Linked DNA regions of Homo sapiens: all the other regions are linked to region 1. A link is a loop called in an ENCODE intact Hi-C map of the cell type or tissue named here. Cell type or tissue: A673. All regions are shown on one strand.

Region 1 (5,000 bases):
ACAAGAGTTGGCAAACTATGACCCATATGCTAAATCCATCTCACCATCTGTTTTTTGTAAGTAAAGTTTTACTGGAGTCCATCTGTTTACGTGTTATATGTTATAGCTGCTTTCACATGACAACAGCAGAGATGAATTGTTGCAATAGAGATAATATAACCTGAAATGCTTAAACTATTTGTTATATGTGCCTTTTCAAAAAAAGTTTACCAAACCCTGTTCTAAAGGGTACAAGGGCAGTAATCTTCATCATATCTCAATTTAATTCACCAGCCTGGCTCCTGAAATCAGACAGATGCAGCGGAGTCACAGTAGACTACCACGAACTCACAGGTATAGTAGTGCCGATTTCAGCCACCTTGAGAGATAGAGTGCTCTTACCGGAGCAAAGTAATATGGTCTCCAGTATGTGACATGCAACCCTGGATTTGGCAGATGCATTCTTCCCTTTACCTGTTATAAAAGAGGATCATACATAATTCACATGAACATGGAATAAATAAAATTATATGTTTATAGTTGCCCCATAGCTATGTAAACTCTCCTAGCTTCTGTTGAAAGACAGCATAAAGAGATCTGGATCATCAGAACATTTCGGAAACCATCACATCCATGATGTACATAAATAACATCATGCTAATTGGGCCAGAGGAGCATATGAGAGGCCTTGGTAGGACAGTCATGCTTCAGAGGGAGTGAGATAAATCCCATAAAGATTCAGGGGTCCACCATATGAATAAAACTTTCCAAGGACTGGTGTTTAGAAACAAGCAGGTATATCTCATCCAAGGTAACAGTTAAGTTATTTAATCTTGTCTTACTCGCAATGAAGAAGATAGTACAATACCCTACAGGTGTCTTTGCATTTTGGGGATAACATATTCTTTTTTTTTTTTTTTTTTTTTGAGATGGAGTCTCACTCTGTCACCCAGGCTGGAGTGCAGTGGTGTGATCTCAGCTCACTGCAACCTCTGCCGCCCAGGTTCAAGCAATTCTTCTGCCTCAGCCTCCTGAGTAGCTGGGATTACAGGTGCCTGCCACCACACCCGGCTAATTTTTTTGTAGTTTTTAGTAGAGATAGGGTTTCACCATCTTGACCAGGCTGGTCTTGAACTTCTGATGGCTCTGTCTCATATCCCAATGATACAAAAAGATGTTGGCTTTCAATTTACCCTAGAGCAGGAAAGGTCCCTGCAGTAAGTCCAGGCTGCAGAACAAGCAGCCCTGCCCTTGGGCAATACATCCAGAAGACCCTAAGGTATTAGAATATATTAATGGGAAAGGTACAACATGAGGAATTTATATTAAATCTCAGTGGGAGAATCCAAATTCAGACCACTGGAGTTCCCAAGAAGGACTTGACATCTTCAGAGGGAGATTACATTGGGGCTCAGAAAGCAATACCCCAAAATGAAGGCCTCAGTAGCCACCTCAGAAACAAGAGTATTTCCCTGACCTTCTCCTGTTCCCCTCTCTCTCAGTCCCATTCTCCCTGAGGCTAGCGATAGAAACTAGAATCCCTCTTCCAGAAGGTGGGTCATAGAAACAAGAACCTCTTTTACCCCAAAGCCAGTCATAAAACCTAAAAATATTACTCTACCTTTCCCTCTGTCCTATCTATGTAAAACTTGGCCATAAAAAGATGATCTGACCTATCTTTTTTGACTGTGGGTCATAAGACCCCCATTCCAGAGAAGTCCTGCCCCACACCCGGAAGGAAGGAATGCATGCTCACAGAGGTCAAGAAGATTCTAGACTGACAAGCCTCACTGGGCTTCCCTCACTCAATCTGTTAGCATTAGAGCATATCTTTTTGTCCAATCATATTTCTACATGGCTGTCTATACTTTGTTGAAGCTAAGCATTAAAATGGGCCATTTCCCCTGTGTCTTTGTGTCTTCATTCTGAAGATATCATTCTGTGTATAGACATTAAATTAATTTGTATACCTTTCCTCCTATTAATCAATCTGCCTCATATGAGTAATTCTCAGCAAAGCTTGAAGGAGCCAAAGTCTTTGGCCCCTATCTGATATACCTTTTGAGAAATGACTCCTTTTGTTCAACAGTGCCGTGAAGAGGCCTTGGCATAGCAGATGTTACAGTCTGATTTTTGAGTAAGTGGTACTGTTGAATCAAATTATCCCACCAGGGAAGAAGGTTTAGGATAAAATGGGTAATAACGGGAAGCAATAAAGATTATGGCAAGTAGAAAGGAGGCACAAATGAATCAAAACTCCAGGAAAGGAAGTGATAATATTATTCCCACAAGAGCATCTTGGAACAAGAGAATAATACTCTCAGCCATTTCTGTCAGATTATATTTTGATGAATGGCCAATGCTGGGAGAAATCACCTGATCTGTTTTCTGCAGAGAAGAAAAATAAAATTCATGCTTATTTACTAGCTCTTGTTTGGACTCCACCTGAATAATTTCGAAAAAGATGTAATACAGTGCCCCCTGGTGACTCAACTGACCAATAGCCAATTAGAACTGCTAATTAATTGTAGCTACCATTTTACTATTTATAGACTGTATTTACTACTTGGTTCTTTTTCAGATAACCAGAGAACTAAATTGCCTGTGAATTACACAAAGCATGGGTTCATGAACAGTTTAGCATCTGCGCACCGTGTGTCAGTTAATCAAGATGGCAGCACACTGCTAAAGGAGTTGCCTGGGAATTATAAGAAGCACATTGCTCTTGGCTGCCTCGTGTGCCAGAGCTAGCTTTTCCCTTCTGACCATATCAAATGTGAATGTAGACTGAATAACTTTCGGGAAAGTAGAAATAGAACCAAGAGAGCCCTGAGGAGAATGAGAAATAGGAATAACATAGTTATATACCATAGAACAACATGCCCATTTGAAGTTTTATGAAACACCCAATATTTTGGGCGTTTATTATGTACCTAAATTGTGCCCATGCTACAAATGCCTGAGAGTAACAACATATATGGTGGCCCAATCAGCATGCATCCCCATCTAGCCAGACATGACATGGGAATATTAGAAAGTGGTCACTGATAACCGGGTCCGGCAAAAATATCCTTTCTGAAGGCTCATTATTGTGATAAAAAGAGCTGCTAATACAAATTCATACTGCATTACAAGGAGGCCAATAGTAAATGTGGAAAGAAAATGAAGTGATTTGTGAGTGGGATAGAAGTATAATCAAGCTAACAGAACACCATACCCGTTATCAGTACTAAGTGAGGACTTATCATCTCTCCCAGTGTTTCAGTTATCTATTACTGCATAATAAACCACCCCAAAACACAGGCACTTCAACATCAATGCTTATCTCCAGTGGTTCTGAGGGCTGACTGGGCTCAGCTATGAAGTTCTAATGTGGGTCTCGTAGGTGGTTATAATCAATTGGTGGCTGAGGCTGGTGTCTTTTGAAGACTAGATGGGGCTGCATGCTTAAGAAAAAATTTTACTACCGTAGCTAGCACCTTAGCTGGGATGGATAGAATAGATAGGAGCTATCTGGGGGTCTCTCTCTGCAGGATAGCTATACGTAGCTAACTCAGGCTCTCTCATAGCATGATGGTCTCAAGATAGTCAGACATTATACATGAGGTTGACTTTCCCCAGTGTGAGCATTTCAGGTGAAAGCTTCAAGGCTTCTTATGAAATAGCCTTAGGAATCACAGAGTTTTACATCTACCACATTCTGTTGCTCAAGAGTGAGTCACTGGCGTCAGAACTGAACCAATGAAAGACTCTATACTGTGTTGTCTCCGGACAACCTGAAAGTCTTACTCCAAACAGCTGCATATTATGTCAAACATTATGTTAATCCCTCTGATGCAGTCAAGTGGTTTTTGTTTTTACTAATAGAATTAACTGAAAATCAGTTGGTAATCCCCAGGACACAAAATACTGATTTGAAGCCTGCCACTGATAGAATACCTCTGAAAAATGACTTGGTGAAAAGGAAATAAATGTGTAAAAAATTATACACACACTTTAATAGGTACATATAAAGAAGTTCAAATCACTTTTGATGACTGAAAACTAGGAAGAGAGTATCAACGGGGGATATGGTCATAATTAACATATATTATAAAGATAATTTCAACTCTCTATTGATGATTCACATTCTGGTAATTATTGGGATAGTCATAGATTTATATATTTGTGTTAAAAACTGCAGAAATTTTTGTAAGACTTTAAAAAGAGATTCCTGAGAAACATGAAGCAAGGAGAAACGGATGCAGGTCAGAGGATGGCCTGGGAAGGACAGATTTCACAGGAGGTCTGAAACTATCTCCTCAGAGGTATTCAAACCATCAGATTCTCAACTGGGGAAGGGATAAATTCTTAGGGCAAAAAAAAATCTTACTTCTTATGTATAAAGTACAAATAGTATACAAGATAATAAAAATTGCGGCATAAAAATTTCATGGGTTACGTTTAGAAAAAATGTATAAAAAGTTTCTGTAGATGGGTAGTAATGACAAAAAGATTGAGAAATCAGGTCTTAAGTCAATTTTGCCTTGGACAGACAGCCTTGTATATGTTCTAATGGCATTTACTATCTGAAAAATAGCTAAATTTCTGATCCATGGGGCTTTTAGCATAATATTCCCATTTTGCCTAGATTGCTAATTATTACCATACCAGAAATTTATAAACTTATGGAGTTCAGTTGCCTAGAAAGTGGACGTTAGACAATACGCCCTTTTATTTTATTTTTTTAAATTTTAGTTGTGAGAGTTCTTCATATGCCCTGGTTACAAGTCTTTTATCAGATATGTAATCTATAAACACTTATCTCAGTCTCTGGCTTTTTTGTTTCATTCTTTTAGCAATGTCTTTCAAAATCAGAAGTCCTCAATTTTGATAGTCTAATTCGTAAATATTTTCTTGTATGGTTCATGCTTTTAATATTGTATCTAGGAAGTATTTGCCAAACCCAAAATTAGAAAGATTTTCTATTAGCTTTCTTCTGGAAGATTAATGTCATTGTGTTTTACATTTAGTTCTATGAT
Region 2 (5,000 bases), 300 kb before region 1:
GTTTCATCTTTCTGTTCTCAACAAATTCCCAGTGTTGGGGCAACAGTAGCAGTAATGCCAATGACATCAGCATCTCAGTCTCTCAGTCTGAATCTTGGACTCAATGTCCTGTGATTGCTCCCAAAACAATTATCAAAAACACTTCAATTTCAGAGACTTTTATATGTCTGGACTTTCTGGCATCAAACAATCAAATTGTTACTTTAATTAGAATTACATCTGAAATCACACCTTGGTGAAATACCAGAAAGTACTGGTTATAAAAAATAATTAAAATGGTGTTTCTAAAGGGTGTAGAATTGACCATTACTCAAAATTACTTAGGAGTATTTTAAGCACTTAAGGTGAAGCTTTGGTTCTTTATAGTGAGCTTGAATTGATGACTTCATAGCCTGATAAAAGTGAATTCTCCAGGAATAAATAGGGCATTGTAAGAAAAAGCACTTGACAAGAGAAAGAGTGGTGTTTAATACAGCCAGTTGGCAAGTGAATATAGTTTCCCAAAAGGCATTCTTGAAGGTATTTTTTCACATAAAATTGTAACAAATTTCATTGGCTTTGAAGATGTGCTTGCCTATTATAACAGACATGTCAAAAACCATTGACAAATCATGAATAGGCTTCTTACAGATAAAGAGATAGTCAACAGTGTCAAATGCAAAATCTTTTTAGTAATGACTAAATCCAGAGACTCTCAGAAGAGGATGAAGCCCCCTACTCACCATTAGACATCTCTACCAGATTAAGAGTTATCCATTACTAAGTGTTGGTTAGTAAAGGTTCAAGGGGTAACTAGTTTTCTCTTGCATTCAGCCCATTTTCTTACCTTTTAATCACACATCAGAAGGCACCTTTTCAAATGCTTTGCTACACATGCATCAAGCCTGCACAATTTCTCTGATCTTCAAGTTCGCTATCTGATGAAGAATTAAGGTTAATTTTACATGACTTCTTTAATTTTGATGAACCTATGCCACATCTTTGCATTTAGCATTCCTTTAAGTTCCAATTAATAATACTTTCCGAAATATTGATCAAGGTTAACCTTAAGGTTACTAAATCCTTTCTATTGAGATTTTTTTAAAAAAATTCTAGAAACCACTGAAATGTCATTAAAACACAGAATAAGTGTTACCTCATGTTTAACGAGAACGTACTCCATAGGATATATAGAAATATGTGAGTTATAGGAATTTTCACATTGCCATGATATTCTGAGATTCATTGCTTGAGGGAGGCTGTCCATGGAATATATTGGATATTAGTAAGCAGTTGACATTGTCCTAGAGTTCATTTGATAAATAACAAATGCATATATACAAATATCAGCTTTTCTTTCAGTCAGGAAAAATCAAATCTTTTATTCTGTATGTTGTGGAGGTTTTAGCTGAATAGAAAATATATGTGTAATAATAAAGAGTTCCCAATCAAGAACTTGGAAGCAGGAAAATGGAATTGCCATTCTGAGAGTTAAGTCTTAAAACACACATTACATTTTAGGGGAAAAACCACTATATGCAAATTTAGTGATTCGCATAATAGTTTTGCCAAAATTTCTCTCTTTAAGTATTCTGCTCACAATTAGTAATATAAGAATCTTTTGATTATTGCTGGAAAATGAGTACCCTAGGATTATTACTGATTTCATTCTCCTAGGTAAAAATGTAATGATAATACAATTTTGAATATCGTTTCAGTTTTACTTACATCTATATACAGAAACTTTAACATATCAAATTTTATTAAATAATTACATGAATAAGAAGTAAAACTAGATAATATTTATATTTAAGGAGTCCTTTCTAATTCATTCATTCAGCAAATATTAATTGAGCATCTACTCTGTGCCAGATGCCACTCTAGGCTCTGTGAACACAATTATTAAACACTCAGAGGCTTGTCCTTTTGTAGCTTTGCATACTTCTTGGTAATATAAATGTATGATGGATATTTCAGAACAGTGCTTACTACAAATAAGGAATTCAACTAAATGCTTATTGAGTGATCAGGCTGAACTATCCTTACAAACTAGTTACTTATTTATATTTAATTTTCCCATGAGACATGATTTGACCTTTAGCTTATCAAATGCTACATACCAAACACATACAAATTATAAAAATATTTACCATGTATTGGATACTTGTAATATTCCAAGTACTGGGCTAGACAGCTTACCTAGATTTTCTCATTTAACCTTGACAAGATCGCTGTAACGTTAGAACCATTAGAGTCTTTCCAGAGAAGGAAACTAAGGCTCATCCATAGAACTTGCAGGTGACTGAGGCAAGGCTCAAAGCCAGACAGTCTAAGCAGGTAGCCCTTAAGATAAACACCCATGTAATGTTAAAACATAGTTCTTTCTATCCCATATGTAAATTTATATTTATTAGGCAAACACTATATAAAAATAGTAAGTGTACTAGCCAAATAATCATAACCACAAATATCACAATAAAAAGAAAATGATGTGGTCTCTCTCTGGATTCAAGAATACTACTGTTGTAGAGACCTAAGAAAGAAGACCTAATAAAGGTCAATGGTACCTCAGTGATAAGTAGACATTAGGCTAATTTCAATTTAATAGCAATTTATTTATTCCCTACTATGTGAACTGCATTGCATATACTGTATAGACAAAAATAACTACTGGGCTAAACTAAAAGATTCCTCAAAGCACAGAACAACATCAGCGAATACTTTAGTCGAGTTTCCATATTCTAGTTTTATATGTGCTCAATAGACATATTTACCTAGGAGGATAAGTATTATTGAAAGTTTTAGCACTGCTGGGCCTAAATGTTTTTGGTTTTGCAAATACTCCAGGATGGAGTATGACGTTCACAACTACGACCACCAGATGGCACTAGTCTTATCCTTTTCTGAAGAGAATTTCATATGCAAAATTCAGTGACAGCAGTGTCACTAAAGTTAAGGGGACAGAGCAAGAGGCAACTAAACAAATTTTCCAGCCAACAAAACACACGAGAAATGTGTTTATGTTAATTCTAATTGTTTTCACTTTTATAATTGCTTAAAATGATCTGTACTCAGGCCCTTTGAAAGCATCAGACCTCACTCAGGATAATATCTTTTGTGATCCAGATCTCCACAACTCGGTTAACTTCACCTCCTACCACCTGCTCCTCACTCATGCTATTCTATTCCACTGCTTCTTTTCCTGTTCCCTGATCATTGGGGTTTTTGCATTTCTTCTGTGTGAAGGTTGCATTTTTACTGTATGAAACTATTTTCACAAATGTGTGTGCAGCTCACTCCTTTCTTCATCCAAGTCTCTGTTCAGATAGCATCTCCTTAGACAGCCCTTCCCAGACCACCCAGTGAAAACACAGCACCTTCCATATTCTCTATCCACTTGCCCTCTCAATTCTTCATAGCAAGTATCATTCTCGGATATCATACTACATGCCCTTTATGATTTGTCTCCTTCACTGGACTATGAAGTTCTATAAATGCAAAAACTTTGTCTCCTTGTCACCATTATTCTTTTCCTCTTTTTTTCTTTTTTTTTAGTTGACAGAGTCTTGCTCTGTTGCACTCAGGCTGGAGTGCAGCGGCATAATCTCAGCTCGCTGAAACCTCCGTCTCCCGGGTCCAAGCGATTCTCTCGCCTCAGTTTCTCAAGTAGCTAGGATTACAGGCATCTGCCACCAAGCCTAGCTAATTTTTTGTATTTTTAATAGAGATGGGGCTTCACCATATTGGCCAGGCTGGACTTGAGCTCCTGACCTTAGGTGATCCACCTGCCTCCGTCTCCCAAAGTTGTGGGATTACAGGCGTGAGCCACCACGCCCAGCCACCATTATTCTTTAGTACCCAGAAAAGCATCTTTCTAATGAAAGGACTCAATAAGTGAACAAATGAATTAATGAAGGAATACCTAAGGAGAATAAGAGAATCATTAAGTCTATACAAATCATTTCTCAAGAATGAGGATTTGCATACCACCAAGGTCACTCTCAGTCCTGCATCTCCCTTTATATCTGTCTCATAAAATTATTATGTTATGATCTCTCCAAATTTGAAATTTTCTAAATTAATTTGAGGGAAGCATATTAAGTCTACCTTTCAGATTCAGGTATTATTGGCCTAAAATCCTACAATATAAAATTTTTTGATCCCTATTACCAAAATCACAGAGTGCAATTTGGTTTTACTTTCAGCTAACTGAGATAGGAATGGCTTTCCGTGTTCAGTTCCAGGGATACAAATTATTCTTTATATTCTAATGCAGGAAGACTGGTAGCAATGTATATAAATAACATTATAAAGGGCTATTTCTGTGATTGTTTTGAAGATCAGAAATATGGTCAAAGGGGCTCTTTCAATGCCTTTATAAAGCGAAATCACAAAGGTCAGCCAATGAGAAGAGAAAAGAGGTTTCTTTTTTCCTCATTCCCCCACGTATCCTTGCCCTTTTGTACTGTAAATTGCACAAGCTGGCATTTAAATGCACAATGTCAAAGGCAGAGCACATGCATTCAACCTGTGCAAAAAGACAGCTGGCTAGGGGCAGAAAGAGAAAAATACTGCCCTAAAGCCTTCAGGGCCAAGCTGCCAATGATACATCCCATCTCTCCGGTTTCTCATATCACAGTATTTGCCCTGTGGACAAAGAAGAAGTAGCCAAAGGAGCACTTTCCTTCTGACAGAGCAGAGCAGCTATATTCCACCTCTGAGACCAATAACCCCTCCTAGCTGCTTTTGTTAAGCAAAGACACCAGGGATGATGATCTGAACCATTTCAGCCCTTAAATCACGTTTGTAACAGTGGCTATTTTTGTCAAGGGCTAACTCCACATTTTGCTTATTTGGCTCTCACAATTAAAATTACTCATCCAGGACTGGGTAAGTATAACACACAAATGAAAGTGGGATTCAGACACTAATAAGAACATGCTGTAATAATTTTGACCCAGAGGTAGCTTGTCATAATAGGTAGGGTAAGTGTGACCGTTATTTCCCTGGTTTAGGAATAC
Region 3 (5,000 bases), 220 kb before region 1:
GGAATTCGGCAGTCTTGGATTTGAATCTCCTGTCTGCTGCTTTGTGCCACCTTGGCAAACCACTTAAGCTCTTTGTGTCTCAATTCTTTCATCTGTAAAACATGGATGATAATATACTCCTTTTAAGTTTGTATTAGGATTATATAAGATTTCCATAGCCTGGTGGAGAGTAAATATTTAGCAACTGGTACTCACAGAAATCACTTAACATTTTGTGATTCTGTGCTTTAATATTATCACCTTAGCCTTGTATATTTTTATTCTAAATTTCACACAGACATATCCTACCAATATCTCAAGGTCTATTTCAATTGTTATGTCTTCCATACCATCTTCTTTGGTCTTTCACACTACGAGTACTATTTTTTTTGCAATAAATATTCATAATAAAAGAGAAAGCAAAAAAGGGATTTGGGAGAACATGTACATATATATCTTTTAATCATTTAAACAATCTTAAGTAATAAATCTTATAAATAAACTGAGATTCAAAAAAACAAAAAACACAAGTGAAGGATTTAAATCTTGGCTTGCGTGACCACCGAGTTTATATTTTTCCCATTGGTTCTCATTACACTATCAGGGTCCACTGGAGTCAATCAGAGTTTTTTTAGTTTCTTTTGTTAAGCAGTTCTGTTTATAAAAATTAATATTTCTTGACTTATTTGTTTTCTTATAGGTCTTCCAAGAAACAAAAGGAAATTTACCTATTTCTTAAACAGAACAAAACCCATTATATCTTGTAATTACCATGTGACAGCATTGGACAATTTTAAACATGTAAGGCACTTTATGGAAACTTCATGATCTTTTTTTTCTTATATTAAGCATTTTCTATTTCATCAACATAGGAACTGTTTCATCATTACTCATCAATCGTTCCTAACAATGCTTAAAACTAAAACAATGAAGAAGCAGAATAATGAAATTGCCTAGAAAGATGATGCAACTGTAAAATATATCATTATTGCCCCATCATCACTATGATTGTTTATAGTGTTGACTGAAGTATTACATCATCATTCAAGAAGATATAAAAGAAGCCTGGAGACATCTTTTTTTTTTTGAGACACCATTTTTACAGCCTACTTTGTTTCACTGAACACAGTTTATAATTCAGAATTATTTTTTCCATCCATAACTTCAAATAGAAGAAAAGTGACAGAGGAAGATATTTCAAAATTATTAAATGAATCAGAAGATGAATGCAGAAAGACAGAGAGCAGTAAGCTAGACTCTAATGATTAGGGTAAAATTGAAATTGATTATACAAGTGAAATCTCAGACTATGAGTCTTCATAAGACAATGAATTTTCTTAAACTATAGAATCAATGAGTGAACAATGCATTTCAAAGAGAAAAAAGGAAATATACTATAGTAGTTCCCTCTTATCCATAAAAAATGTATTCCAAGATATCCAGTAGATACCTGAAACAATGAATAATGCTGAATTCTATGTATGCTGTGTTTTCTTGATCTGAAAACCGAGATACCTAATAAGTGTCTCACAGACAGGTAGCTTAGAGAGCGTGGATACATCGGACAAAGGGATGATTCACATACTTGGTGGAATAGAGCGTGATAACATGACATGCTACTCAGAATGGTGTCCAATTTAAAACTTGTGAGTTGTTTATTTCAGGAATTTTCCATTTGATATTTTCAGACTGTGGTTGACTGTGGGTTACTGAAACTGCAAATAGCAAAATCATGGATAAGAGGACACGACTGTATTCTCATCTAGTTAGCCCTTTAACAGGAAGGAATTTATCCTGTTATATTTTGTGACAAGAACCTGAACCATTTCATTTTGCTAAAAGAGCATGTCACAGTACTCTTTCTTTATAAAATTCATGTGCCAAAATCTGTGGTTTCTAACTGCACAAATGCTAAAGAAAGAGAAAGGCAGGCATCCAAAAGAAATGGACAATGTGAATTTAAAAATAATTGAATGCATTATTGTAATCTATGTTTGTAAATACAAAAATGAAAACCTGCCCAGGCACAGTGGCTCACGCCTGTAATCCCAGCACTTTGAGAGGCCGAGGTGGGCGGATCACGAGGTCAAGAGATCAAGGCCATCCTGGCCAACATGGTGAAATCCCGTCTCTACTAAAAATAGAAAAAAAATTAGATGGGCACGGTGGCGTGCACCTGTAGTCCCAGCTACTCGCAAGGCTGAGGCAGGAGAATTGCTTGAACCCGGGAGGCAGAGGTTGCAGTGAGCCGAGATGGCACCACTGCACTCCAGCCTGGCGACAGAGTGAGACTACATCTCAAAAAAAAAAAATAAAGAAGGAACGAAAGAAGGAAGGAAGGAAGGAAGGAAGGAAGGAAATGTTTTATTATGAAATGAAGATGACATTTTCTTTTCAACAAAATTATGGACCATCAAGGTTTATAAAAATTAAAGTACTACATTTTGATGATGCACATTCTAGAAAAACCAGAAGTGATAATATATAATAGAACTTATTAAAGATATATTCAAAATTTGAAATTGGTATCTGCAAGATGAATACACTGAAGGCTCATAGATGATAACTGATGAGCTGTTTGTTTCTTTCTGAAGATATTTCCCATTTGAAGTATATACATCTTTGAAAACAGGGAATATAAGATAGAAACATTTTGTTTTACTATATTTAAATTCTTATCAAAACTTTCACTTTCCCTTTATTTCTACTCCTGTAAACTATTAGAAAAACTAAATAATTTTTTTTAATAATTAAAACTCCAAGAGGTTGATAGAGAAAATTACTCATTCCTGGTATACTGAGATTAGAATGTATATTTTCTATGTCTTCATTGTATACTTATCAAGTTATCCTTTTTAATACAATTATTTATGTCTTAGCTTACCTCTTTTCTGGACCACCAGCTTGCTGAGAGGATTCAACAACTACTTACTGAATAAACATTAAAATTCCCGAAACTTTTGTTGTGTGAAAATAATTAAATGATTGGAATTAGAGTGAATATGTTTTTATGGAACTATGCCTACCTTGGAGCAGGATTTTTTTCAGAAGTCTAAAGCAAAGCTAAATGGTACCTAGTCTTGTCTAATACAAGCAGTGAGCTCTGAAATACATTAAACCATTAAATAACAGTGACTATAATGCAATTACATTTGACCTCTTCTCAGCGAGATTTAACCAAAAATATAGTTAAGCACCACTAAAGTTCAAGAAAAGGATCTTAATAAAATGAGAGTACTAACTTATTCCTTGAGGCTCTTTCTAGCTATGGACTTAAAACCCATTGAATTGGAATGCAGGCTGCCAAAGAATGCCTTATTACAATCAGAGAAGATTCTGATAGGTGAGTACCCTCAATTTAAAGAAAACAAATGACACAAAAAGCAGAATAAATTACCGTGACATAATTCTTGGCTCAAGTAAAAGTCAGACAGTAGCTGAAATTTTAATAGTGGAATAACTTCTAAGGGATAAACTTTAACTTGTATTAAACTTTAATCATAATAGTTACAGAGATGAAAGCTAAAAAAAATTATTAAAATTACTAAGCACAAGCACACTAGCCCTGGTACTTGTAGTGGACATTTAAATTGGTTTCTTTATCTTTAGTGAATATAAAGAGGTCTGTGAACCATGTGATTTCTTCCTTACAGAAATTTGTCTCTTTAACTTGGGTGACTCTGCCCAGAAACCCATGCAATTTATTAAGCCCAGATAGAAGTTGGTGAAGAAGGAATATGAAAATGCCAAGCAAGATCCTGATGTGTTTTCTTAAAAATAGTCTACCTAAATGAATAAAATTATCAGTATAGCTGTCACTTAAGAAAAATGTGCTAAGCCACACAAAATTGAAAAGGAAATTGGAATTACTGGAAGGTTGATAAAGATAAATAAATCTGGCGGAATATACCTTGACCATCCGTACTATCAATTTCCAAAAAAAGAAAAAGAAAAAAACCCATAAATTGTGTTTTGATGTTGCAAATAATGTCTGTCTTGACCAGTTTTAATAGTTCTCTTATGAGTAAGTGACAAGTAGACTACTTTAAGCCCTAGGAAAAAAAGTGGAGGTTAATCAGTTTCAAGACAGCTACCATAAGACGAATCAATCTCTTTCTTTCTGTCTCAATCTCTCCCCGACTCTCCTCTCTCTGTCTTCCCTAAGGCAGGTTATGAGTTATTAAAACACATCCTGTATAACGCTGACCATCGGCACAACCAAAGATCTCAATATGAAGATGTTAGTTCATTAAATGGAGAAAGTATCTCTGGAGAGGGGAGATCTTCGGTGTTCATAATATACCTAAAATTACAAAATGTACATACAGGTCTATGCCAGTTGCCCATAGGACCAGTGTTGATAGCATGCATTCACTTCCTAGATTTAAATATAATTTTCTTCATGTTTCAACTTAATATAGAGTAAGTCAGTACAAGAGAATTTTGATTCAATACAACCAAATGAGCAGATCTTTATAATTTATACTGGTTTATTAAGATGGTCCCTATAATTGAAGTGAGGATTATCCCTGACCCTAGGATAGTGCATATTCACCATTCACAACAGAAAATCAGAAAGAGCAATTCAATTAATCTTCAGGTTTATAGACGAAATCTTAGCTAAAAATTTTAAGAATATCTTAGAAGCATTTTATTTGATGGGATAAAAGGCAAAACTTGGGACTTATGTCATAGTGTCAGCACATTTCATCAGCAAGCGTTTTCAAATTAGAACTGCAATTTGGGTTACTTTTGAGGGTGTGACAGTACAAAGGAAAAACTGAATCCCAGAGGGAAAAATCAAATTATAGTTTTAAAAACTCATTACCAATAATTAATAGTGAACTCTAGCTAAACAATACAGGTGTTACACTAATCCCAAACAGAAACAGATGGAAGCGCAAATGTTTTATAAGTAGTGGATACATGCAGAGCAATAAACTTGGCAAGAATTGTCTTATTCTATAATTGCCAGTCAGAGTCAATGTCTCACCACTTACATTGTCTCTAAATTAATATGC
Region 4 (5,000 bases), 320 kb before region 1:
AACTGATTAAAAAAATAATTCCCCATCTCTCTCCTTCCTTTCCAATTTGGGTCTATATCAATTTCTTCCAACAATTTTTTATGTAATACCTGTGAACTAGATTGATCCCCCATCTAAATTCTAATTGGCTCCAAAAAAATTATTGTCCAATTATTTTACTTTTGCTCAACATTCATCCACTGAAGAATGAATCATCTTTTCCCTTCAGCTAGTTTTTTCCCTTCAGCTAGTTTCTTCCCCTGAAACTTAATATTTTTAACAATTACCATCTCCTAATTACCCAGTTTCCAAAGCTCAGTATCATTTTTATTCTTTCCTTTGTTTCTTTTGATATACTCTATCAGATATTAGTTCTTCAAAATGTTAATGACATTTGTGCTTTTTTTCTTATGTCATTGCCACCATCCTAGTTGAGGTTATTGTCTCATGTCTTAATAGAAACAAAAGCCATTCCTTATATCTACCTAAATTTCTTAGATCTCCAAATTGGAATTTCCTGTAGTAGTGAGATATTTATTTTGTTGCCTCCTCAGTGTCTCAAAACTTTGTTAAAATAATTTCCTTAAATTATTTTAAAATTCCAAAGAATATATGCTAAATCTTAATAATAGTTATAAATAAATATGAACATATATACATACATATGTATGGAAAGCCAGATTTTTAATATGTCCTTTGTTGTAAAAGTTAAAAATAAATAAATGAACAGATCTAATCTAGCCTTTTACCATGCCACAAAGATCATGATCAATTTTGTCACTTTATACTTCAAAAAATCAGTCTACTATAGGATTATTGCCAATTTTAAGTTTTGTCTCCACGTGAAGTACTTGCAAATATTAATTATTTATATGCATAATTTAATTATATGCCTATGGCATTAAAATAAACATATCTAAGAAAGATCTATGGAGGATTTGCAAAGACGCGAATGATATGCAGTTCTGCTTTGATGTGTCCCTGCATTGGTGTGTCATTTTTATTTTAGTAAACGCATACACAGAATACCTCACTCTTGCCTTGTTCACTGTGCTTCATCAATCTTTTCATCCAATTTCCTTCCAAGGATAATTCTAACAAGACTTTGAAACTCTTGGTTACTATTTCCTCAAAAATAAATATTTTATTCCAAAATGATAAGCTCTAAGGTTGACTTGTCCAATGTAGTTTAAATCTTGAATGGTTAAATGTAGTTTAAAGAGCCCATGGCCTCAAGCTCAAATATGAATCAAATTTTCAGATATCTCTTCATTTTCCTCCTCATGAATGCCTCTAACATGAGGCTGAAGTAACTAACACAAAATTCTTGCCTCAAGTCGTAGTTCCACATCTACACTATGGTCCTCAGAAGTCTCAGTCAAACAGAATGAGCCTAAGGTGATTGTGGTTTTCTATGAAAACATATATACACTAATAGCAATGATTTCTTAAACTGGTAGTCATTGGCTTGAGGAACTCACCCTGACCTGCATTTTCATGTATTAAAAAACCAAAGGTAATAATATTTGTCCTGCCTTTCTATCGTTCATAATATTTACTATATTCCCTATCAGAACTTTCCTAAAGAAAAACAAGTTTTTCAATGTGAAAACTAAAAACTGGTATCATAGCTTTTAATCATTCTAGCTTATTTTGCTCACAGACAACATCCTCGAGTCAAATGGCATTTAACAAACCCATGTTACCAATATTTTCGGGGGTGATTCTGCATGTTGCTGGGTCCAAGATTAAATACAAGAGAAAAATTTTGCTCAGATGTAATACATTCGGTCATACATCATGTGATGTGCTAAGAAGTCTGCTATGAGAGCCTTCTACCCCTGAAAATTGTACCACCACCTATGTGCATCTCCTTTATTGCTTGATATTATATAATCTAGCATAGAAGAGATGATAAAGATCTTCTCCAGTAAACATTGTATCTTTTATTTTCTAAGTGTGTTCCATAAAGTTTTGCCACATAACAAAGGCAGAACACTTGAACCCTTCCCTCATGCTTTCATCAAATTAATCCTCATGGTGTGAGACGAAACCACTTTAGTTATCCTGAAGATATTTGTAAATGGTGAAATTAATTTTCTTAGATGGCTCATAAAAATAGGATAATTATTTTGTAGCCATATCTGGAACCCCATTTTTACAGTTTTGATGTTTATGAAGTAATATTGCTTTAATAACATTCTGATCTTCTCATGTAACATAAATTACAAGGTATACTGAAAATTATAGAAAAGTGTACATTATTTTATATCTGTATTTGTATTTCTTTATGCACATCAATGGATTATTTTTAAAAATATACATAAAGCTCAAATACTGAAACTTGGAGCCAAGACTAGTTCTTGGGTCCTTCAGCAGTTCCTCTGCAAATTTGGCATTACTCTCAGTCATGCTTGCTCCAATTACTAAATAAATACTTGAACTGTGTATTTTCATTCAACAATATTTTTTTTGCAATATCCCAGCAGATGGTGCTATTCTGCAATAAACAGCTTTTGCTTTTGTCAATAAAGTGCTATAGATGTTTAAAAAAAGGCAATGCTTTTTAAAGTGTTTTATTGCTTACCTTGTGCTGCAATTTTTACAGTCCCTTGTTTGGTTTCAGAAGCTTTTCCCGGCTCTTGGAATGAAAAAAACATAAATTACCATGAAGTATGATTTTGGAAAAATATATAAATAAAAAAGGGACAGGGGAGCACAAACACAAACGAGCATAAAAAGTGTTGCTTTTGACACGAAGAATTTTTGTTAAGACATAAACTTATTAGAGGAATTGCTGAGAATGGAGCTTACTGAAAGAAAAACATGACTGAAGCAATTTAAATCATAAGATAAAGATTCCAAACACTGTTTTGCCTCACTGTTAACTGGCCATGGAATATCACTTTGCATTTGTTGAGCATCTGAATTTGAAAATCTCAGAATTCTATTTAAATTATGTCTGTATTATCAGCCCTTTGAAATCGATGGCACATGTAGAACCAAATAAGATGACTTACTGAAGGTCCCTTAGTGACTAATGTGAGAATAAAGCCTGAAACAACCAATCCCAAGTTCAAGCCTTTGACTCTAAAATGCCCTTCCCTAAACTGCAGTGGCACCAATCACTATTAGTGTGGCCCTGGGCAAAATATATCCGAGAGAATGAGCAAGCTTCATTATGAATCTTTCTTCCCTCTTGTTCTAAGTTTTTTTTGCTATGTTTTTCTCCTTTGTTCAGAATTTTTCCTTTAAAGAAAAAGGATTTATTAAAAAAAAACTTATATGATAAACATTTAAATATACTTAATCAGAATGGGAAATAATGGGTAAATAAAAATTTCAAAAAATAACGGCTCACTTCACATTTGACTTAGTATGGTTTCTGATTGTCTTTACTGTTTTCAATTATTGAATTATTATTTAATAATGGAAAGTAAGATTGGGTCATTTGTTTTAGATATTCACTTTCATTCATTCATCCATCACATGTTTAGCAATAATTATGTGTGGACACGAAGTTAGGTGGATATGTAGTAGTTGATTCACATATATATTCAATCTTTCATTTAATTATTGTCAAATGTTGATTATAACTTGTTTAATGTTGATTTGATTTCTAATTCATGCTTTACCTCTTGTTGGTAAGATAATTATTCATTTATATATAAACATGATTATAAAAATGCTAATTTTATTTGTTGTTACATAAAATAAATATTACTTGATTCATAAATAATTCTAATTACTATAGCTATTTATTCAGAGAAAATATCTTTTGCCAAAACTGAATTCAGTCTACCCTTGATATTTACATAATTAATTTTTTTTCTGGAGGAAAACTGCATGCATGCTAGTACCATCTTTGTCAAACCTAGACTAAATGGTCTCAATTAGTAATTATATATAACTGACATTTAGTAGACAAGTATTAAATAATTGTTGACTAAAACAAATGGAAGAAAAGAAGAAAATAATATGCCCAAAAATTTCAACAAATGAGCACCATTCTGCTCAGATGTTTTACTTCTTGGAGATCTCAAAATATTAGAAAATTATACTGCAATTTGTAATTAAATTTTAAAGAAAAAGATTTTAAAATATCAGTATGTAAAGTACCTTAGAATTTGTAGAAATATTTGCAAAAATTTGCAGCCAATTTTCCTCTTATCTTCTCCTTTTTCTTTATATCCTCTTAAATCACTGATCCTAAACAACCTCATCACACCTAAGATTCTATTAGAGCACGGAGGTCACACACACCTGCAAATTATGTAGTGCTTTTCCTAGGGCCTTATCACTTCTCCCACAGACTGTTTGGTTTCTCTGTCAGCTGCTTTCTCCCTCAGCGGTCAGGTTCAGAAACATGCCCCTGAGTGCTGAGTTTTCCCATTTGAGTGTCCCAACAGGCTGGTCATCTCTCAATGGGGTTTACCTCTTTAATAACCTTAGCCTGTCCTGGGTTGGGCTGTGTGCACATAGATTGGGCATGTTTTAGGGTTCCTTATCTATGGGCTCTTCTTTCTACTAAGACTTAGTTCCCTCCCTAAGCCTTCCCTGCCCCTCATTGTCCCGCGTCCAACACATGCCAAAGAAAACAGTCCACAAATGCACACTGATGCATTGAAGATACTGTTTCCAGGTAAAAGTGTATTTTAAAGAGGTCATTCTACAATGTCTACCTGCAAAAGAAAGATTTCAATGGAGGAAAATCTCGGGATCATAGCAGTATCATGTTTGTCCCTCATAACTCCATCTATTCCTTCTCTGATTTTAAGCTTTAAAGTTCATTTATGAGGTTGGTGCAAATGCAATTGCAGTTGCACGAACCTCAATTGCGTTTTCACCCGTCTAAAATATTAGTTCACAAACTACTACATGATCTACATCTCAATAGAAATTAACAGTTTAAAACCAAATGCCTTTTCAGTAAGTCTGCCAGCTTGCATCCAACCAACAAAAATATCATCCTTGAAACTATTGAGGACACATGCAAAGAAGATCAGATTTGACATCTGCTC
Region 5 (5,000 bases), 850 kb before region 1:
ATTTTCCCCCAGATTGGCCTTTGAAGTCTTGACCTTTCTTCCAGCCCTTTCTTAAATACAATTCCTTCTCTGAGGCCTTTCTAGTTCCCTTTACCAGATGTGATTTCTTCATCCATTAAATATACAAATCATTTTGTCCCTACATATCACTTGTCTTTTTTTCTCTATATTATGGTGAACTGAATACTTCACTCATTCCTCAGTACAATATGGGATTATCATAGTGTTAAATACTTTTAATCACAATTCTGTCTTTTCTCACCCTGGAATATTGGGCAAATTCTTAAATCTTTCTGGCGTTCAGTTTTCTTTTCATTTGTAATGAGTGAAATAATAATTATTTTGTAGATTTATTGTGAGAATAATGCATGTTAGGTGCTCACTAAATATTAGGGTTTTTTTTCCCCTTTAGAGTTATACATTCTTGAGAACTTATTGCTACATACTTGCTTGAGTTCTCTGCAGTATCTGGGATGAAGTACAGATATATGTTTAATTGTATCAACAGAATTTAGCACAGGGCAAGGAACACTATCTATGTTTAGTAAACTCTGGTCTTACAACTCTTTATTGTATCTATAACAAATTTTAATATTATGTGATTGTAAGGATCATTAGGAAATTAGCCAACTTGCAGCATTAACATAAGCAAAGCATGCAGGGAAACTAAATTATACCAGATTCTCTAGGCAGCTATTAAACTAAATTGAGGTCATTATTAGCTGAGTAAGGGAAATGGTTAGAGGAGGGCAAGACAATGGTACCCTTTAGTGAGCTACCAGAAGAGCAGATTTTACAGCAACTGAAGAATGGATGATGTTATGGTTTGAATGTGTGCCCTAGAATTCATATGTTGGAAACTTAATTCCCAATGCAACAGTATTGGGAGGTGGGGCTTAATGGAAGTTGTTTAGGTCACAAGGGTTCTGCGCTCATGAATAGATTAATGCTGTTATAAAAAGGGCATGTGGGAGTGGATTCCCTCTTTTGTACTCTTGCCCTTCCACCTTCCACCATTTTGATAATACAGCAAGAAGGCCCTCACCAGATGTTGGCACTTTGATCTCAAATTTTCCAGCCTCCAGAAGTGTGAACCAATACATTTCTGATCATGATAAATTAACTGATCTTAGGAATTTTTTTATAGCAGCACAAAATGGACTAAGACAAATGAGGGTATGAAGAGGACTACCCGTTTAAAAGAGATTACTTTGGGATTTCAGGTAGCAAGGCAAGCAGGGGAGCCTTATGCTCTTTGTATTAGAGAAGAGGAAGAGTAGTATCTTCACCATCACTGGTGACCGGGAAGTTTACTGGCAGGGTTAGAATTCTTGTTGCTATCACAGTGCCACTAGGCTATCTGACAGACTGAATCTAGAAGCATCTGTTTGTGCTCTACATAACAAATAGAAATGACTTTAGCTTTCAGAAACTTGAAGTTAACTGGGATCTTAGTCAGTTGGGGCTGCTATAACAAAAATGCCATGGACTAGGTGGCTTAAACAGCAAACTTTTATTTCTTAACAGTTCCACAGGCTGGGAAGTCCAAGATTAAGGAGCTAGCAGATCTAGTGTCTGGTGACAGCCCACTCCTTAGCTTGTAGACAGCTGCCTTCTCTCTACATCCTTATATGACTGAGAGCTCTTTTCTTTTAAGGACACTAAACACACTCATAAGGGCTTTACTCTCATGACCTAATCACCTCCCAGAGGCCTTACCTCCAAATACCATCATATGGGGGATCACATTTCAACATACAGATTTTGGGGGAACACAAACATGCAGTTCATAGCACTAAGAAAGCACAATCATTTGCAGAAATTGCTAACATCTAAATATTAGCTGGGTCAGTCTGTGGACCAAGAAAGAGAAGAAAAATATCTGTGGGATCTTAGCATTAGAGACTATGATGCATCTGTTTATGTGTGTGTGTGTCATTTAGAGCATATAAATGAAGCTTGTTCTCATGTAGCAGTCTAAGAGCAGGTGGTGTTCCTGAGGAAGTCCAGCAGGGTGCACTAAGAGGCCAGGGGAAGAGAACACACTGGGAAATTGTGCAACCTCATAGGAGCTGAGCATAATATCAAGTTTATCATGACCTTCAATGCAGAATTACCTAGGTGAGGGTGGGAGGGTATTGTAACAGAAAAAGATAAAAGGTAGCAGTCAAACATCACAAAGTATTTCTGGAATACTATTTAAAAATACCACTTAAGCATTTAATCTTTGTATCTAGATTAAAAAGTTGTCCTGCAAATATTCACATGCTTTGCCACTAAAACAAGCTATAGAAATTTTATTTAATAATTTTATTCTTTACAATATGAGCCTGGTGCATACTAGGTAAGATGTTTTTCATAGTTCTTGGAAATAGTTATGCCTTTATCATGTGTATGAAAGAAGATAGGGATAGTAGATGCTATGGTTTGAATGTTCCCTCCAAAGCTTGTTAAATTTAATTGTCATTGTGATAGAATTAAGAGAGGCAACTGTTAACAGGTCTCTGTCTCTGTCTGATCTAACAGACTTGTTAGATCACAAGTCTCTGTCCTCCTCATAAATTGATTAATGTAATAATCACAGGAGCACATTATTATTGTGGGAATGGGTTAGTTATTGTGACAGTAGACTTGTGAGGCAACTGTTAATAGCTGATTAGGTCAAAGGTTTCTGTGCTCCTCATAAATTTATTAATGTCATAATCACAGGAGCACATTATTATTGAGAGTAGACTTGTTATAAAAGTGAGGTTGCACCCCTCTTGCTGTCTCTCTCATGTTCTCTTGCTCTTCTGCCTTCTGCCATGGGATGACACAGCAGGAAGGCCCTCATCAGATGCAGGCACCTCAACTTAGGCTTCTCAGCCACCAGAACTGTAAGAAATAAATATCTGTTCTTTGTAAATTGCCCAGTTTCATGTACCATTCTATACCACCAGAAAATGGACTAAGACACAAAATTGGTACCATGAAGTGGGGCCATTGCTATTAAAAATGTTGAAGTGACTTTGAAAGTAAGTAATGGATAGATGCTAGAAGAATTTTGAGGAGCAGGCTAGAAAAAGCCTAGATTGCTATAAAAAGAGCAGTAAGAGTGATTCTGGTGAGAGTTGAGAATAGATGTAAAGAAGCCTGGAACTTCTTAGATATTACTTAATTGGTCATGATTAGAATGTTGGTAGAAACATGAATGGTAAAGGCCATTCTGATGAGGTCTCAATGGAAATGAGGAACAAAATATTGTAAAATGACATAAAAGTTATTTTTGTGACACAGTTGTAAGGAACTTAGCAGAATTGTGTCCATGTCCTAGGACTCTATGGAAGACAAATTTAAGAGTACTGAATTAGAATGTGTGGCAGAAGAAATTTCTAAGCAAAACATTGAAGGAGCTGCATGGCTACTTTTAACTGCATACAGTACGATGTGAGAGGAGAGATATTAGAGACAGAATTTATAATAAAAGGGAAGCAGAGCAGAAAAATTTGAAAAATTTGGAGCTTAGCCATTGTATTAGTCAGGGTACTGTGGAGGGACAGAACTAATAGGACAGAGGTATATGTAAAGGGGAGTTTATCAAGGAGTATTGACTCACATGATCACAATGGGAGGTCCCACAATAGGCTGTCTGCAAGCTAAGGAGCAAGGAAGTCAGTCCAGTCCCAAAGCTGAAAAATTTGGAGTCTGACATTAGAGGGCAGAAGCATCCAGCATGGGAGAAAGATGTAGGCTGCGAGGCTAAGCCAGTTTAGTCTTTTAACATTCTTCTGCCTGCTTTTATTCTGGCTGGGTTGGCAGCTGAATAGATTGTATCCACCTGGATTGAGGGTGGGCCTGCCTTTCCCATTCCACTGACTCAAATGTAAATCTTTTTTGGCAACACCGTCACAGACACACCCAGGAAGGCCAAATCCTTCAATCCAACCAAGTTGACGCTCAGTATTAACTATCACAGCCATGTAAACAGTGAAAAGGATTTTTACCTTTGCTTTAGAAGAGCAAACCAAGGGTCTAGCCAAGCAACTATTTGCTAAATTGGTACTGATAGAGGAGAGCCAGGGGCTAGTTTTCAAGACAATGGGAGAATGACCCAGAAGGCATTTCAGAGATCCTCTAGGCAAGCTGTGACCTTGAGGGCAAAGTTTCCAGAGAGGCACCCAAGGGAGCTCAGGATTTGCTGCCCAGGGTTATCCCAAACTTTGGTCCCTAAATTCTGGTGCAGCACACCTTAGCTGCCCCATTATTTTTTGGCTCAAGTGGGCCCAGTACAGCTCAATCAACCACTCTGGAAGTTACAAGACATAAACCTTGGCAATGTCTATGTGGTACTAATTCTGCAGACAGGTGGAATACAAGAGCTGTAACTTTTTCCACTTAGATTTCAAAGGATGTCATAGACAGCCTGGGCACAGGCAGAAATGTCTCAGGGGTGGAGCCACCACAGACAGCCACCACCAAGGCAATGCCCAGCAGAACTGTGGGATTGGGGTCACTGCAGAGTCCCCACTTGGGCAACACTTACTGGGAGCTATGGCAGCTGTCAAGACCCCAGGACTGTAGAGCTACCAGCATGCCAACTCTAGCTGGGGAAAGCCACAGGCATGAGACTCTAATCCATGATAGCTGCTGGGTAGACTGAGCCTAGCACAACCTCATGGTGGGGCTGCCTGGGGCCTTGGGGGCCCAACCCCAGCCCAGGGTGCCCAGAATAGGGGACATGGAATCAAATAAGATTATTCTTCAGATTTACGACTTAATGTTTTCCTTGTTGGATTTTGGACTTACTTGTTACAGCTACCCTTTTTTCTTGCCTACTTCTCCCTTTTGGAATGAGAATGGTTATCCTATGTCTTGGCTATTTTGGAAGCACGTAACTTGTTAATTTCACAGGCTTACAGCTGGAGAGAAATTTGTTTAAAGATGAATCATGCCTTGAGTATCACTCACATTTGATTCAGATGAGACGCTGGACTTTGGACTTTTGAGTTGGTGCTGAAATG

The links. Hi-C counts contacts between places; a loop is a spot of excess contacts. Peaks named below come from ENCODE experiments on the same cell type or tissue, not always from the same donor. Only the 100,000 strongest peaks of a DNase experiment are listed, where the experiment ranks them.
Region 2: a loop joins it to region 1, with 11 times the contacts of the local background. A loop is called at or near these places in 89 of 110 quality-filtered maps.
Region 3: a loop joins it to region 1, with 10 times the contacts of the local background. A loop is called at or near these places in 7 of 110 quality-filtered maps.
Region 4: it touches region 1 in a loop (9-fold over the local background); 17 of 110 quality-filtered maps call a loop at or near these places.
Region 5: a loop joins it to region 1, with 20 times the contacts of the local background. A loop is called at or near these places in 10 of 110 quality-filtered maps.

What each region holds. Positions count from the first base shown.
Region 1 is chr6:123,712,998-123,717,997 of GRCh38, forward strand. No RefSeq gene overlaps it. Among named protein-coding and RNA genes, the nearest start is that of TRDN, 79 kb to the left of the region's middle. In A673, CTCF peaks have their summits at 2,481 (motif pointing left) and 2,487 (motif pointing left); a DNase peak (open chromatin) is centred at 2,174; H3K27ac peaks cover 1,759 bases.
Region 2 is chr6:123,413,184-123,418,183 of GRCh38, forward strand. The region is part of intron 12 of TRDN (triadin); the gene reads right to left. Among named protein-coding and RNA genes, the nearest start is that of TRDN-AS1, 24 kb to the right of the region's middle. In A673, a CTCF peak has its summit at 2,853 (motif pointing right); a DNase peak (open chromatin) is centred at 2,878; H3K27ac peaks cover 517 bases.
Region 3 is chr6:123,488,826-123,493,825 of GRCh38, forward strand. All of the region lies in intron 9 of TRDN (triadin), which reads right to left. Among named protein-coding and RNA genes, the nearest start is that of TRDN-AS1, 52 kb to the left of the region's middle. In A673, no CTCF peak of the experiment used is centred here; DNase peaks (open chromatin) are centred at 2,406 and 3,206; H3K27ac peaks cover 4,942 bases.
Region 4 is chr6:123,391,058-123,396,057 of GRCh38, forward strand. It overlaps TRDN (triadin), which reads right to left. Exons shown (of 41, transcript NM_006073.4): 13 at 2,567-2,620. Among named protein-coding and RNA genes, the nearest start is that of TRDN-AS1, 46 kb to the right of the region's middle. In A673, a CTCF peak has its summit at 2,490 (motif pointing right); a DNase peak (open chromatin) is centred at 2,484; H3K27ac peaks cover 572 bases.
Region 5 is chr6:122,867,610-122,872,609 of GRCh38, forward strand. No RefSeq gene overlaps it. Among named protein-coding and RNA genes, the nearest start is that of SMPDL3A, 81 kb to the left of the region's middle. In A673, CTCF peaks have their summits at 1,986 (motif pointing right) and 3,661; DNase peaks (open chromatin) are centred at 2,022 and 3,672; H3K27ac peaks cover 2,715 bases.